Regions from separate parts of the Homo sapiens genome. Here region 1 is linked to region 2. The links are chromatin loops, found by intact Hi-C in ENCODE. Cell type or tissue: CD4-positive, alpha-beta T cell. All regions are shown on one strand.

Region 1 (8,000 bases), 700 kb after region 2:
AATAACCAAGTAGACTTCTGCATGAGCTTGCTAGGCAGAAATATGAAAATATCTTAAATATTGGAAAGCATTTAAAGAATATAAATTCAGGTCGGACGCGGTGGCTCATGCCTGTAATCCCAGCACTTTGGCAGGCCGAGGCAGGAGGATCACCTGAGGTCAGGAGTTCCAGACCAGCCTGGCCAAGATGGTGAAACCCCATCTCTACTAAAAATTTTTTTAAAAATTAGCTGGGCATGGTGGCAGGTGCCTGTAACCCCAGCTACTTGGGAGGCTGAGGCAGGAGAATCACTTGAACTTGGGTGGCGAAGGTTTCACTGAGCCGAGATCACGCCACTGCACTCCAGCCTGGACAAGAAGAGCAAAACTCCATCTCAAAAAAGAAAAAAAGAAATTAGCCAGGTGTGGTGGTAGTGCCTGTAGTCCCAGCTACTCAGGAGGCTGAGGCAGGAGAATCACATGAACCCGGGAGGTAGAGGCTGCAGTGAGCCGAGATTGCCCCACTGCATTCCAGCCTGGGCGACAGAGGGAGTCTCCGCCTCAAAAAAATATATAAAGAAAGAAAGAATATAAATTCACAAAACAGAGTACTACCCACTGTACAATCACAGCAGAATATAAATTCAGTATAACTTTTTAAAACTCCAAAAGCTAAACTTCCACTTCCAGTTAAACATTTGTAGGACCAGGCAAGGCAGCTCATGCCTGTAATCCCAGCACTTTATGAGGCTAAGGCGGGCAGATCCCTTGAGCTCAAAAGTTCGAGACCAGGCCAGGTGCAATGACTCACACCTGTAATCCCAGCAGTTTGGAAGGCCAAGGCAGGCAGATCACCCTGGGGTCAGGGGTTCAAGACCAGCCTGACCAACATGGAGAAACCCCATCTCTACTAAAAAAAATACAAAAATTAGCAGGGCATGGTGGTCCATGCCTGCAATCCCAGCTACTCGGGAGGCTGAGGTAGGAGAATCACTTGAACCTGGATGCAGAGGTTGCGGTGAGCCGAGATGGCACCATTGCACTCCAGCCTGAGCAACAAGAGCAAAACTCTGTCTCAAAAAAAAAAAAGTCAAGACCAACCTGGGCAACCTGGTGAAATCCCACCTCTACCAAAAATACAAAATTAGCCCGACATGGTTGTCCAGGCCTGTGGTCCCAGCTACTGGGAAGGCTGAAGTGGGAAGATGGCTTGGAAGGTCAAGGCTGCAGTGAGCTGTAATAGCACCCTGCATGCCAGCCTGAGCCACAAAGTGAGACCCTGTCTCAAAAAAACAGAATTTGTAAAATGTGTCTCACTATAAATGCTCTATCCGTCAAAAAACACAGCATAGGTGTCCAAAACACAGCATCATTGCCCAAAAACTTTATTCAGGTGTACTTCTAGGAAGGAAAATTTAAGATTTGAATAAAAATTTTCTATATTGGGACATAGAAATTATCAAATTTTGATAGTTTATCATCCAATTCATAAGAAATTCCAATTCATAAGAAATTCATTGGCCTTCAAAATGCCAATGAACATGGGATGACCTTAAAATCAGTATCTGGTTTGACACGCATTGTATTCACTCCCTAAAAAAGCAAGACATGCAACTTGGCTCTTCTTTAAAAGTCTAGGGCCAGGCGCAGTGGCTGACGCCGGTAATCCCAGCACTTTGGGAGGCCGAGGCAAGAGGATCACCTGAGGTCAGGAATTTGAGACCAGCCTGGCCAACATGGCGAAACCCCGTCTCTACTAAAAAATACAAATTAGCCGGTGTGCTAGGGTGTGCTTGTTATCCCAGCTACTCAAGAAGCTGAGGCAGGAGAATCAATCGCTTGAACCCAGGAGGCAGAGGTTGCAGTAAGCTGAGATGGCACCACTGCACTACAGCCTGGGTGACAGAGCAAGACTCCGTCTCAACAAAATAAAAAGTAAAAAAATAAAAGTCTGGGAATAAACAGCATTCTCAGAGTAAGTACACTACCTCAGAATCATCACCACTGCTTCTAAAGTCTCCCTTTCCAAGTGTGACATTCGTTTCTCTACAAAATGCACTTTAGCAGATGTTCAAATTTTCGTCTCCCTTTTGGTGGTAGTCCTTTCCAACAGACTACTAAAAACATATGCATCGCTTAATGCCAGATTCAGAAATGCGAAGGGACATGGAGCCACCAAAAAAGAATATAGACTGTTTTGTCCTGGATTCCTTACCACGTGAAATGGGGAAAAGTCGGCCACTTCAAAGGCCAGAAAAGTATCTTACTAGTGTCCTCGGCCTTCTTGTATATCCAAAAACCTCATCAATTGTTAACAACCAGAAATAAACTAAGAGGCTCCCCAAAAGTGACTTGGCACCGCCACCTCTTCAGCCACCTAGGCTGGTGGTGGCCTGCCGCGGCCACCCCACAGGCGCTGCAGCAGCCCCGCCACTCCCGCATGGTCAGCAACGGACTCCGCCATCTCCTCCGCAGACAGCTACCGGGCGGCGGCGGCAGGGCCCGAGCCTTCTGGCTCGGGGTGCAACGGGCCCCGCATCCCTCCCCATCTAAAGAGGCAAGGCGACCCCCAGCCTCCCCACACTGGCGCCGCGTTCCCGAGCCCGTCTCCACGCCACAGGAAGTCTCCAAACACTGCGGCAGACAGGCGGCTGCAGGCCAGGGGAGAAGAGGGCGCTCCACTCTCCCAAACCCACCCCCGTGGCCCCGGGAACCCCGGGAAGGGCGCGCACCGCCCCCGCCCCCGCCCCCGCCCCCACCCCGGCCCAGATCTCGAGGGCGCGGCCGCCGCCCTGCCCCGCCCCGCCCCGCCGAGTCAGCAGACCCCGGCCCCAGGCGCAGGCGGCGGCCGAATGACACTTGAGAGAGTGAGAGCGGAATCACATGACAGTCCGGGCCACACGCACTTTCTCCCACATGCGCGGCCCACACCCCCCGCGCCCCGCCGCGGACCCTCCGCGTCCCTCCCGCGGCCGCGGCACGGGGCGGGGGCGCCGGCGGTTGCGGCCCAGGTGGGGGCGGCGGTGACCGTTGGGCGCAGGCCGGCGCGCCCCGGCGGGCGGTTGGGTGTTTACCTTGATGCACCGCGACGCTGCAGCCGTGCCCGTCGCAATAAACCAGCGGGTTCTCGGCCCAGCCTCTCTCGTCTGAGCAAACGCAACAGCCTCCAATCATCTCCTTCATACTATGGGAGACCTCGTCCTCCAGTGACACGGGCCGGTCGCTAGAGACCATCTAAGAGGGAGTTGGGGGGACCATTAAAAAACACATGCAAGCCGATTAGTGCTTCCCCCCCACACAGCCCCCCGAGCCCGCCCCGGCGCCCCCCGCCCGGCCCGGCAGCCCACCGCTCGCTCACTCGGGCTTTGCCGCTCAGTCACTCACGTTCCGCACAGGAGTCAGGAGCCATGTCCTTGCTGATTCCCCCCACCTCCCCTCCACCGCCTCCTCCGCCTCCTCCTCCTCCTCAGCGTCTTCCCTCCCCACCTCCACCCGGCCGCTAACGCGGGCGCCCGGAGAGGGCACACATAATCAAGAGGGCCTCCGCACAGGCGCACTGGGGGGAGGGGGGGCTCCCGCTGGGCCAGGGGCAGCGAGGGAGGGGAAGGGGGCTGCGCTTCCTCCTCGGAGCGTCACTTGGCGTGCGCGCCCGTCCTGCGGCCGGCGTGAGGGAGGAGGCCTGGGCGAGGCTAGCCCTGCGTGCGCGCTGCCGCGGCCTGTTGGCTGCCCCCGGCCTACCTCCGGGGCCCCGTCCCCCTCCCCCGCGCCGCTCGCCGCCGCCGAGGTGTGCTGGGGGTGGGCGCGAGGGGAGCCGGCGGCGCGCGGAGGCCGGAATGAACGGGCGCGGGGGCGCGCACGCGGGGGCGGGGACGTTAGGGCCGCCCTCTGCAGCGCTGGTGGCGCGGGCCGCGTGTGAGCGTCGGGAAGAGGCCTGGGAGGTGGCGGGGGAGGTGGACGCCCAGGGCTGGGAAGGGGTTTTCTCAGAATCGCCAGAGGGGAGTCCCCGGGGGCATCATCTCCGTGCCCTGGGAACCTACCTGCTGGCCTTTTCCTCCAAGACTGGCCCGTGGAAAACGAGGGTGGGGCGAGTGTGCCAGCTTCCATGAAGGGTGTAATGAAGCATGGCTTCCTGCAGTTGGCCGCGCTAACTTCACAGTGCTGCCGCAGCCACTCCACCCATTAAATTCACGTCCTGGACTCTTCCCAAAGTTCACCCGCTGGAAGTCCTACCAAATCTGCCGCCCATTTTCGCACTACGTGGGCCCCAATGACAAACGAAAGTGTATTCCAGGCTGAAGGTCAAAAGCCTGTGTTAGGGCTGCACTCGGAGAGGGAACGCCAAGGCGCCCCTCAGCTCGGTGTGCAGGACAAATGGTGGTTTATCCGGAATTAGCAATATAATACGATGATCCGGAAAATGCAGTTGTATTACACCAAAAGGAAGAAGGAACTCTAGCCCTCCTAGTCAGTCGCTAAAACATAATTAACGCCATCAGACAGTGGCGTCCAGTTTTGATGGAGGATTCCTCTGATCCGGGTCTTTTCTCCAAATTTATACTTGGAAATGTGAGGTCATTTAAAAGTGGCAGAAAGATGAGAGCTCCCACCTCACAAACAAATGGAAAATGGATTAGGCCTATCTGCATAGATTAATTAGCTGGATGCTGAGCACTTTTAAACTAAAATCTTCCACTGTCTGCCTATTCCTTATGCATCCGTAAAGCCCAATATTGATGTTTAAGCAAAAAATGTCTAATTAGAAAAGTTTCGCATGAAATCAGAATTATGCATAGATTGTTTAAATGACAAGCCCAGTTAAAAGGCGAATTCATGACTTTTGATTAATACCTTGCAGGTACAAAATGGTTCTTTATCAGCAATTCGCATTATAAATGTGCTGATCTGGAAGATGCACTTTCACAGTGCTAAAGCATAGAGAACCCAAGTTCTCCTAGTCGGTCGCCAAAAGATAATATAATGGTTTGGGCTTTAAAAGCCTTCTAAATGTTCTTCTGATAAAGGGGGGTTAGAAAAGGTATCATGGCTGTTTTTCTATTTCAAATTAATTGCTAGAAATCTGTGTAAGAGTGATAATAGGTATACAGCACAATGAGAGCATATATAGCAAATTCAGATGTTTTAAAAGCTGAGATATACAAAGTAATGGCAATTAAAATATACACTAAAACAATGAGAATTCACATAGTGCATTTAGAAAAGGTGACTACAAGACTACATAATATGAATTCTTTTTTGGGATGTGACAACAATTAATACATTTCTGGATATATAATAATTATATTTTTTAACTACCTTAAAAATTTATGAAACTAAAACGGGCTTCAAACAAAACTATACTGTCTTGTGTATCTTAACCATATATTTTATCTTCACCCTTATACAAAGGATACCAGCTCAATATCCAAGTCCTGTTCAGACTCTTACTATAGAGCAATTCTGAGTTAAAAATCAGTGTGAAACTTCCCCTCCCAAACACTGCAGCCAAGCCTTAATGCATTAAATTATTTAAAAACACATTTGTTTTATTTTTAATGCATTGGAGCTTAGTTCTTGTGAAGGAATTAATTTGTATGTAAAGAAGGATGGGTACCTTGCCCTATTCTTTAACACTTAAAACAAATGTAAGTAAACACTTGCTATTTCCTAAACAAAACAAAAAAAATGTATCATTTGTAAGAGGTTTCAGAAATTTTTAAAAATAGGGAAAATGTATTATTTCATAACAGCCTGTATATAAACAATAGTATCTGAAACAAATTTTGTTAAAGATGTATACATAAGTGTTCACAAAATATAATTCAAATTATTTAAAACTGATTTTAACATATGTTGAGTATGAAAATTATAAGAAAAAACATGAGTGTAAATAACTCATTTTCATTTTAACTTGTACCAGATATCAAACTTTTTCTTGTATATCTGAAGTATAATATTTTGTATATTTCTATAAAATGTTAAGTGAAAAGGAAGAAAAGCAGACAGTATAAAACAGTAAAACAGTTCAAATACACAATTAATTATTCATTCAGTAAATATTTATTCAACATTTACTGTGTACTGGGGACTGTTTTGGATATGGGGAATATAGCAGTGAGAAAGTTGTATTTGTCCTTTGTGAGACATATATATATATATATATATATATATATATATATAGTCATATATGTAACAATTGGCTGAATATGCTAATTTTCCTACCTCAAAATGGATAAAACTTGTAATTACATTGGCAGAATTGTTAAAGTTCAAGTATGCTTTTTAAAATACATAGCAATATAAAAATAAATTACCATAGGAGTTATAAAATAACTTTGTGAAAAAGAACAATTTCAACTGTAAAATGTTACCCTAAATTTTTATTTTATATTCTCAAAATATCCTTCAAAAAAGTGTATGTAGTACCTCTAGAATAAAATGAAACCCTGTTGTCTCTAAACATTGCTTCACATAACAGCAGCTAACTCAGTACTAGCTCATCTGTTTCTCCAAACTAATCATCTGAGGCAAACCACAAAAAACTCAAGTAAAGTATTTTATGATGTAACCTCTAACCCTACTATAATGGGAAGATGTATTTTCGCTCTATGGGTAATATATCTTCCAATAATTTTCTTTATTCTTTAAGGTAGGCACCAAATTTCTGTATTTGCTTTTCCATAATTATTTACATAAGTAGATATTATGAAAGAAATATTTAAAACCATATTCATTTCAGAGGTTAGTACTATTCATATTTATCTCCTTTGTAAATTAAAGTTTTATTTGCCTTCTGTTTGCGCATATTATATTTAGTCTATTGTACCCATTGTCAAGGTATATATAAATTTCTACAATGGGGTATAGAAACTGAGGTCTATTTCTACATCCATGTGAGGTATACTTCTATAATGCTGAGACTAGATACACTTTCCTGAACTCAGATTCTTGACTTCCATAGTGTGTAAAATTCTATATTGGCTCTTCGACTAAGTTTTTTAAGCAAAAAGCAATTAGAATTCCTGCATCTGCTAAACCTCATTGGAGTCTATCAACTTCTTTCTAAATAAATTAGTTGAAAAACTCAAAAAGACACTCTCTTATGATCTGTGCAGACTTTCAGATATATCCTCTTTTACATAGAGGAATCTCTGTTTTTTGTTTTGCTCATTTGGTACCCAAGAGTTTTTACCTTTTTCATTAAAAGTTTATTATGAGCCATATATTTATGCTAGTATGATTAAAATACTGAAGTGTTTCTGAAACTAGCTTTGTTATTAATATGTCACCATAAATGAGTATCGTGTCTTTATAGATACAAAACCACCATGGCACCTATATCATGGAGTACTATTCGAAATTTCATATAAAAATATTCTTTGCAATTATGTTTTGAATTGAGATTCTGTTAATGGCTTTTTCAAAAATCTATTTAATGAAACTTGTTAATCTTACTAGGTGATTATTTTTTACTCACCATCACACCTAGCAAGTGTCTTGCACATAGTAGGTCTAGAGTAAATGTTTGTTTAATGTCCTCAATTGGTGTTTAAAAGCTAATTACACTCTGAGCTTTATTCTTCAAAGTAAAGCAAGATTTTATTTTGTATGTACAATTGAACTAATATTTGTAAGTAATGATTAACAAAAATTTTCAGGTGAATTGATTTATCTGAAGATTTTCAATAGTTGAAATTAATATCAGTTTTTATTTACCAGGTAGTTTAGACTTGACTATTCTAAATAGCCCTCAAATGTTTACCACCTTTTCATGTAACAGTCATCATTTTATTACAAAACAATCTCCAACTTAGAATCAATTATAATTAATATTGTTTTTAGATACACTTTAATTTTCTGAAAGTTTGGTAGATAATTCTGAAATTTAAATTTTGTGTAATCTAAATAAAAATCTTTTTAAGAATCGAGGTCTAATATTTGAAAGGTTTGGTTTGGTTAATCGTGTTTGGCCTCGGAGCTATTTCTTTTGCTATAAAATTGATATCAAATGGCTGTATTTACAT
Region 2 (8,000 bases):
CTGTCTGGTGGCTTTTCCTGAATAACTCATCTTTACCTTAATGCAAGAGGCTTAGATTCTTTACCTTAATCGAAATCATACCCTCTGATTGAAGTAGGATTTTTTTTCCTTTCATTTATTTTAAACAGAACTGTTCATCTTTAACTTTGTTTGTTTTAGAGACAGGGGCTTGTTCTGTTGCCCAAGCTAGAGTGCAGTGGTATGGTCATACCTCACTGTAACCTCAAACTCCTGGGCTCAAGCCAGCGTCTTGCCTCAGCTCCCCAAGTAGCTAAGACAACAGGCACGTGCCACCAAACCCAGCTAATTTTATTATTATTATTATTATTATTTTGTAGAGACGGGGTCTTGCTATGTTGTCGAGGTTGGTCCTGAACCCCTGGCCTCAAGCAATCCTCCCACCTCGGCCTCCCCAAACCCTGGATTATAAGTGTGAGTCACCACGTCTGGCCTGAGTTTAAAAATTTTAAATGGCATATTTGTCTAACATTTTAGAGGTGAAAAAACATAAATCACACGTTATTTTTTTATAGGCTTATTAATTAGGTAGGGCAAATATTCTTAATTTTATAGAGGAGGAAATAAATGAGCACTTCCCTGAATCATGCAATATTTAGTGCTCTTCCTCCTCCATCTGCCTACCTTGTTGAATTCATTCCACACTGTTTTATTCTCCCCTGTGTCTCTGGGTTCCTCAGTGGATTGTTTGACCGGCCTATTCCCTACCCACAACCTCTGGCAGTCACAGCTGAGGAGTCAAGTCTTCCTTGGGCACCTGCTTACTTTCTTATTTCGAAGCAAATGGCAAGAGGATATTTGTGTCTATTCTAAAATTTTTAATGTTGATTTTTAATAGCTGAGTTCAGAAAGATAGGCGGGACTGCCAATTTATCAGCATTTTTACTGTAGAGATTGAATAGCAAATAACTGTTGCCTCAAGTTGTTTCTGTGAACACATCATGGAAAATTGAAGACTGTGGCTCCCATGCTAATAGCGTTGTAGTCAGGAGATGGAAAATGAGATACAACTTAGCCAATTTACTGAGATAACCATAAGGTCTTTCAGCAGAAGTTTCCCCAGTATACTGAAGAAAGTTAAAGTTCTCCTTCTTACCCCTCCACCCCGCAACCATTTCTAGCTAGATCCAAGATTGTATTGGTCTGGACCCAGGTGAAATCATTGATACTGTTTGCAAATAACACTCTTCTACTAAAGAGATCTGCAGTGATTAAAATTTTAGCTCTGCATTATTAAAGCTATAAAAATGGTTTGAAAGTATTTTCATATACAAAAGAGAGGTTCACAAAGTAAAAAATATATATATAATTTTTGTTTGAACCCACCAGGCAGATTATTGATGCATTATTTTGCCCCCCTTTAGCTTTTCTCTTAAACCATGTCTTTTTAGAGATAATTATCTGAATAATTTCACAAGATTTTCCAACTAAGTGATACAACTTTAAAAAATAATAAAAAAGAAATATACTAATATACCTTAATGCTGATTGCCTTTTTTTTTTTTTTTTTTTTTTTTTTTTTGAGATAAGGTATTGCTCTGTCACCCAGGCTGAAGTGCAGTGGCATAATCACAGCTGACTGCAGCTGCAACCTCAACCTCCCCGGCCTCAAGTGATCCTCCTGCCTCGACTTCTCAGGTAGCTGGGACTACAGGCACACACCACCACACCTAGCTAATTTTTGGATTTTTTGTAAAGATGGGGTCTTCCTATGTTGCCCCAGCAGGTCTTCAAGTCCTGGTGTCAAGCTATCCTCCCGCCTCAGCCTCTCAAAGTGCTAGGATTACTAGTTGTGAGCCACCATGCCCAGTCGAATGCTAGCTTCTGTGATGCTCCTTTTGGCTTGTTAAACATAACTGACCTTAGTCCTCCAGTTTTATATGAGAAGGATACTTTTGGTGAGTAGGAAACGTGGTTTTAAGCTTGAGGCTGGTTGGAAGGGTTCGATTTACTTTTACTCATAAATCAGTTGTAAAATATGATTAGCATTTGTTTTGAGAATTGGTTTCATAATTCTCCTCTTGCTCTTAGAGACATCTGTGTAGTGTTGTCTTTTAACTTATTTCCTGGTGCCACCACCTTCCACTTATTGGGATGACTTCTGTAACTCACTTGATTTAAAAAACAATTCCAAACTTTGTTTTTCTTTGTTTTGAGACGGAGTTTTTGCTCTTGTCACCCCGGCTGGAGTGCAATGGCGTGATCTTGGCTCACTGCAACCTCTACCTTCCGGGTTCAAGCGATTCTTCTGCCTCAGCCTCTCGAGTAGCTGGGATTATAGGTGCCTGCCACCACGCCTGGCTAATTTTGTATTTTTAGTAAAGACGGAGTTTCACCATGTTGGCCAGCTGGTCTTGAACTCCAGACCTCAGGTGACCTGCCCGCCTCAGCCTCCCAAAGTGCTGGGATTACAGGTGTGAGCCACCATACCCGGCTATTAAAAAAAATTTTTTTTAACTGGATTTTTCGTTTTTAACGACTCCGTCACCATACTTCTGAAATACAGAAATGAAGAAGAATTCAGGTCATGCACAATCCTGCTAATGGCAACCCTGTGAGTTGCCTATGCTGTTGGGATGAAGCTGGAAGAATATTATCTGAAAGCCTTGGATTCATGGTATCTGGAAGGTGTTAGATCAGTGTGGTCCATTGTGGCTTGCCTGTTAAGACAGGTGAATCCTATTTGCACAGATCTTCTTGCTTTTCTCTCTTCCTCTCCAAGAAGAAAATAAAATATATATGCCCATTAATCTGCACAGATGAGCCCCATTGATAGGGCATATTCTTAGGAAAAGTAAATTTGCAGTTCAGTTGTGTATAATACACAAAAAAGGGGGCAAAATGCCCAGTTCATTTTACTTTTAGCAGTTATAAAGACCCAAGTGCTAATGAAGCTATAGGACTCATTTATCTTGGGTTATCTTAAAATTAAGAAAAGATAATGTATGTTTCTAAAATTAATCCAGTGGGCTTAGTTTGGCTTTAAAAACTGAACATAAATATTATGGCCTAAGATGAGATAATCACAAAGATTTAGATGACAATGCATTCTTCTCCCTTATTTTTGTTAGTGATCATTCTGCATAAAAGATGTGCTTGATATATACCATTGGAATAAAATGTTCAGAGTCCATTCAATATTTTAAACATTTATATGCTCCTTTGAAGTAGTTTCAAGTGGAGAGGGAAAACAAGGCAGAGCTAAGTAACCGTGGAAACAGCCATTTTATGTAAAATGTTAAAAACTACAGAACCAGGCTTGAAGACAGTTTTAAAACCAATAGTGGTACTTACATAGACAATTTTTTAGCCTAGAATGAGTTAATATTCCTTTCTGAGTTAGTTTTTCTCATCGACTGTTTCTCATTATCTCTCTTGTTAGAAGTCAAATGCTAGTATGATGACTGAAGTGAGGAAAAGATATTGGAGCTGAAGAGATTTACATGAGTAGAACCGTTCCTAATATTACTTTAAACAGAAGAGTAAACATTGAATGATGGGGCAGTGAAGTACACCCGTTGCAGTCTGTTCTAACTGGATAGTCACAAAAACAACAGAGGAAAGGACACTCAGTTTGGTATTTGGAGAAGAAAAGCCAGTACCTGATAGTTTTAGCTCCCATTAACAGGTACATATAATATTACCAAGTACAAAGCAGCATCGTCTAATGAAATGAGACTTCTCATACACTCTGTAGAAGCATTTCCTAGATTGTTTTTTCAAATTCAAAAATTTCAAGTGCACTTCCAAAAGTTTGTTGAAAGTGGCGTGGTGCAGCTTGGCGTGAATTCACAGCTGTTTAACATCTCAACGCTTTCAGGGAACTCGGCTTCTAATTGGTTCCAAAGCCAATTTAAGTTGTCTTACCATGCAACGGGAACTCAAAATGCTGATTGGACCAAGACGCGTCGCTTACAACGTCTATAAATCATGATAGCGATTGTTTTTGGAGGGATTCTGTACAGAGCGGTTTAGTGACTGTTAAAAATTTAAACACGTTCACGTTCTCAAGTGGAAACTCGCAATTATTTGAGGAGAGAAGAAGGGAGAAAAAGAGCGTTTGGAACTTAGAAGTGTACCTTAAAAGGCACCAGGAAACATTCACACAAAGGGAACGATTTTCATTGAAGTATTTATAGGAATGGAGCATGTTTACCTGCAGTGTTTCTGTGCTAAAAATTTGCAGGAGTTAGTATAAATCATTCCTTTTTCTTCTTTAACTTCTCTTTCCTCAAATTGGGTTTTATTTATCCCTCGAGATGTGTGTTTTAAGTGCTATGCTTCGATGTGGGTGTGTAGGCTAATTCCAGGGACGAGGGCAGATTTAGCAATAAACTACAACGCACTGGAACTAAGAAATGTTCCTGTAGCTTTTTTTCCCTGATGTTTCTTTCCAGTAACAAAATGTTAGTGTGAAATCATTGTACTGTATTTAGTACAAAACAAATAGGGATTTCATCTATGCATTTAGTAATACCTGAATATAAAAATAAAGCAGCCAAATAAAATTCAGATGACCTTGGGAATACTACACAAGTAAATCACGAGAGATGAGCGAACGAAGCACTGGGCAAATTGTTCGAAACAAAGGGAAAGTTTCTCAGCTCACAAGATGAAAGCTTTGATTTTCTCATAAAAGAAAACTAATAAGAAATAGTTATTTTCCTGAAATACAACGTTCCAAATGGGAGTTGGCGGGGGGGAGCAACAGTATTTTAATACATTTTGCAATCTGCAATGCTGCTTGATTTTGTTGTATAATTTTGCGATATGCTTAAAAGGTGGAAAATAGAATTAAGAGGGTTGGAAACGTGAAGTAAAATATTTTGGTTCTGATAGTACCAATCAGAAAGCAGAAACAGCCACACACTGCCTTTATTATTCTTCATAAAGGCTGAGGCAGAAGGGGAAAATGACACCGAAGTCTCTGTGGCGCAATCGGTTAGCGCGTTCGGCTGTTAACCGAAAGGTTGGTGGTTCGAGCCCACCCAGGGACGCGCTCTCCTTTTATGAGCTGGTCGCGGGAAGTTTTGCAGAAATCGAGTTCAGGCCTCCGGGATAAGAAGGGGTGGATTTCCAGGGACCAAGCAAAGAAACCACCGACCCTTACACTACGCGGCCAGCCGGCGAGCCCTTCGCTTTCGGCCGGTGCAGAGCGGCCTCCTCTCCCCCGCTGTCCTCTCCCGGCTGCAGGTGAGCGCGGCCACTCCTTCCCCGGGGTCTTCACGGCGGTCTAGGCCTCGCCAGGGTGCTGGAGCGGGGACGCGCAGAGGCCGCGCGGGCCCGTTTGCCGCGCGCGCCCGCCGCTCCAGCTCTGCGCGTCCCCGGAGGCCCGCGCGTACACGGGGAAGGCGGCCCGGGCTGGTCTTGCTCGGCTTCGTGACGCGTGAAATGTAACGGGGCCACCGAAATGCATGTATTTCAACAGTGTCAAGTTCAAGCTGCAAACTGAAAACTCCTACATTTTGTTGAAGCATGGCCGCCCTTTTGTCTGTTCCCTGTCAGCGTAAACATCTCCGTTTGCGACTTAAACATTAATTGTTCCTGGTATTAATGCCTTCAGAAATAATTTTTGTGTAGTAAATCTTTCGTGTGGACAATATTGTAAGAATATATATTATATTTTACTTTTTCTACTAAAACGCTTGAATTTAGTAGAGAATAGAATAAGCCTGCAACACTTCCCATCAAGGCGGAAAAGGAGAAAACCTCTTTTACAATAGTATGACTGTTAAACCTGAAAAAAAAGAATGATGAGAAAGATTGAATGTGAAGCTGCTACCATACTTTGCTTCAACTTTCTACTTTCAACGTCCCCTACCTTTTATTTCCCCAAATGCAAAGCCCTCTCAAAATAGTTTCCTTCTATTTTATTACTTTGAGAAATAATCATAGTTTCATCATAATAATTATTGTTTTGGCTTGGACTACAGAAAATTGAAAGACAGTTTTGAAGAAAAGTGTAAGAACTAATACATCTTATTCCTGTGGATATATTGTTTTATATTCGTTATGTTTCAGCTCAGTTGACATATTAATAAAGGCTTATTTTATTGAGTGCTTTCGTGGAGAAAGGTATGTAATCTTCATAAGTCTTCCAGGTCCTATTATTGCCATTGTACAGATGAGGCAACTGAGGCACAGTGCGACTGAGTAAATAGCTGAGTAATTTGCCGGAAGTCACAGTGAGTTTGGAACCTGGGTAGTCAGGCCCAAGCCCAAGCTCCTCCCTGATGTACTGCCTTCTTGGAAGTTCCTTCCTCTAAAATACAGCTACCTAATTAGTTAATTTGAAACCAAAAGATACTTGAATTGGTTTTTATGAAGTTTCGTTAATATTTTGCTCCAAATCTTGTAAAGGGGGTAAAATAAAAACCAACACAACATTTGTGGCGTGCTAAAGGGCATTGTTAAATTATGCATTCATTGGGCTGCTCAATTTTATTCAAATGAAAGCTGTGTGTGCATAGGAAGTATTCCTGGGGAATCTGTCTTAGGGAAACAATTTGTTAGCATTTAGGTACAGAAGGCAAGATGAGAGAGAGAGGCAGGCAAAATCTGGAAGGAGACAGATTCAGGATAGATTCAGGCCATGGAGTCTAGAGACTAAGGATTCTTTGACCCCAAGCTGATGTTTGGGAATTGGCACATCCACGTAGACCCCTGTTTCAGGACACTTTTGTGAGATAGTACCAGAATTTGTACTTGACCAGGGGCCTAGGTGGCAGTTTAAAATTTGATCTTAAATTTCTAAATACATTCTATTTCACCCTATTTTGGGTATTAATATGATTTAGAGACCAGAAAATGGAGGAGAATTAAATGGGAATGGAGGTGTCACACTGAGTGCAAAACTCCCCTCTAATGTAAGCAGAAGCAGTTGCTGTGATTATGTGGACAAGTGCTTAGGCCATTTCCTTGGCTCTTGCAGGCAGGTAAGATAGGTGGGTCCCAGTGTGGGTGGCTGACACCGGTAGTCTCAGCACTTTAGGAGGCCAAGGCAGGAGGATTACTTGAGCCCAGGAGTTGGAGACCAGCCTGGGCGACAGAATGAGACAGCATCTCTACACAAAATAAAAAATTAACCCAGCATGGTGATCACTTCATTGCACTCCAGCGTGGGTGACAGAGTGAGACCCTGTCTCAAGAAAAAAAAAAAGGTAGGTGGGCAACAATTTGGAAGAATTGCACAAATATTTATGGATGCATTGGCCTTATAAAATTTCAACGTGTCATGGTTGTTGATGTTGCAATAAATGCTATTTCTGAGGAGCATCTTTTTGTCCTTAATTTCTGGGCTCTGTAATACCAGCCAAACCTAGATATATGTCAAGATCATTTAAAGCTTTAATTAAAGGCTGAATAGCATTTAAAAGGCTATGTTGTATATTTGAGTATGTAAATATGTTCCTAATGTTGCTAATAGAGTTGTATACTTAAACTGCGTATACACAATCAGAGGGAAATTCACTGAAGTAACATAATAAAAGGTGAACCAATTGCTATGATTTAAAAATAAAAACTCATTAGAGAATGTACTATTCATCTAATTCAGAAAAGGACAAAACAGATAATAGATAAAAATTAAAGATCTGTCACAAAAGTCATAGAAGTCATTCATTTAAAGTATTTTTATAATGCAAGTGTTTCTTTAGAAAATAATGGAGGCTAGGAGGAAGCCACATGGTTTAACGTGTCTCTGCTTTCGTTTCTAACACTTGTGTCTGATGTCATGCAATGCAAAGTTTAGGAAAAAAAGCCTGAAGAAACCTAACTGCTCTGTTTCTGCATGCATAATACATGATAATGAATAATGCAAATATGAACTTTTATTTCTCTGAATTTTGATGGACACAGGGCCTAAAATGTTCTTCAATTTATAGCTACAACTGAAAACAGCAATGAATTGAGGGTAGAATAAGCTATAATACATTTAACTAGAAAATAGTTAAAGAACTTGAAACATTTTAATTAAGTAAGAA

What was found. A loop is a pair of places that touch in the nucleus more often than their neighbours do. Peaks named below come from ENCODE experiments on the same cell type or tissue, not always from the same donor. Only the 100,000 strongest peaks of a DNase experiment are listed, where the experiment ranks them.
Region 1: it touches region 2 in a loop (2.7-fold over the local background); 15 of 110 quality-filtered maps call a loop at or near these places.

Annotation. Positions count from the first base shown.
Region 1 is chr10:21,529,858-21,537,857 of GRCh38, reverse strand. It overlaps MLLT10 (MLLT10 histone lysine methyltransferase DOT1L cofactor), which reads right to left and starts at 3,626. Exons shown (of 23, transcript NM_001195626.3): 1 at 3,338-3,626; 2 at 3,054-3,213. The coding sequence starts at 3,213. RefSeq lists enhancers at 1,139-1,652, 1,916-2,628, 3,344-4,057 and silencers at 2,689-2,778, 2,919-3,258, 3,369-3,438, 3,449-3,978. In CD4-positive, alpha-beta T cell, a CTCF peak has its summit at 4,180; DNase peaks (open chromatin) are centred at 2,857, 3,117 and 3,687; H3K4me3 peaks cover 2,697 bases; H3K27ac peaks cover 1,185 bases.
Region 2 is chr10:22,226,524-22,234,523 of GRCh38, reverse strand. TRN-GTT2-3 (tRNA-Asn (anticodon GTT) 2-3) reads left to right here and starts at 4,942; the gene lies at 4,942-5,015. RefSeq lists a silencer at 5,241-5,490. In CD4-positive, alpha-beta T cell, no CTCF peak of the experiment used is centred here; DNase peaks (open chromatin) are centred at 3,873, 4,993 and 5,293; H3K4me3 peaks cover 2,451 bases; H3K27ac peaks cover 1,123 bases.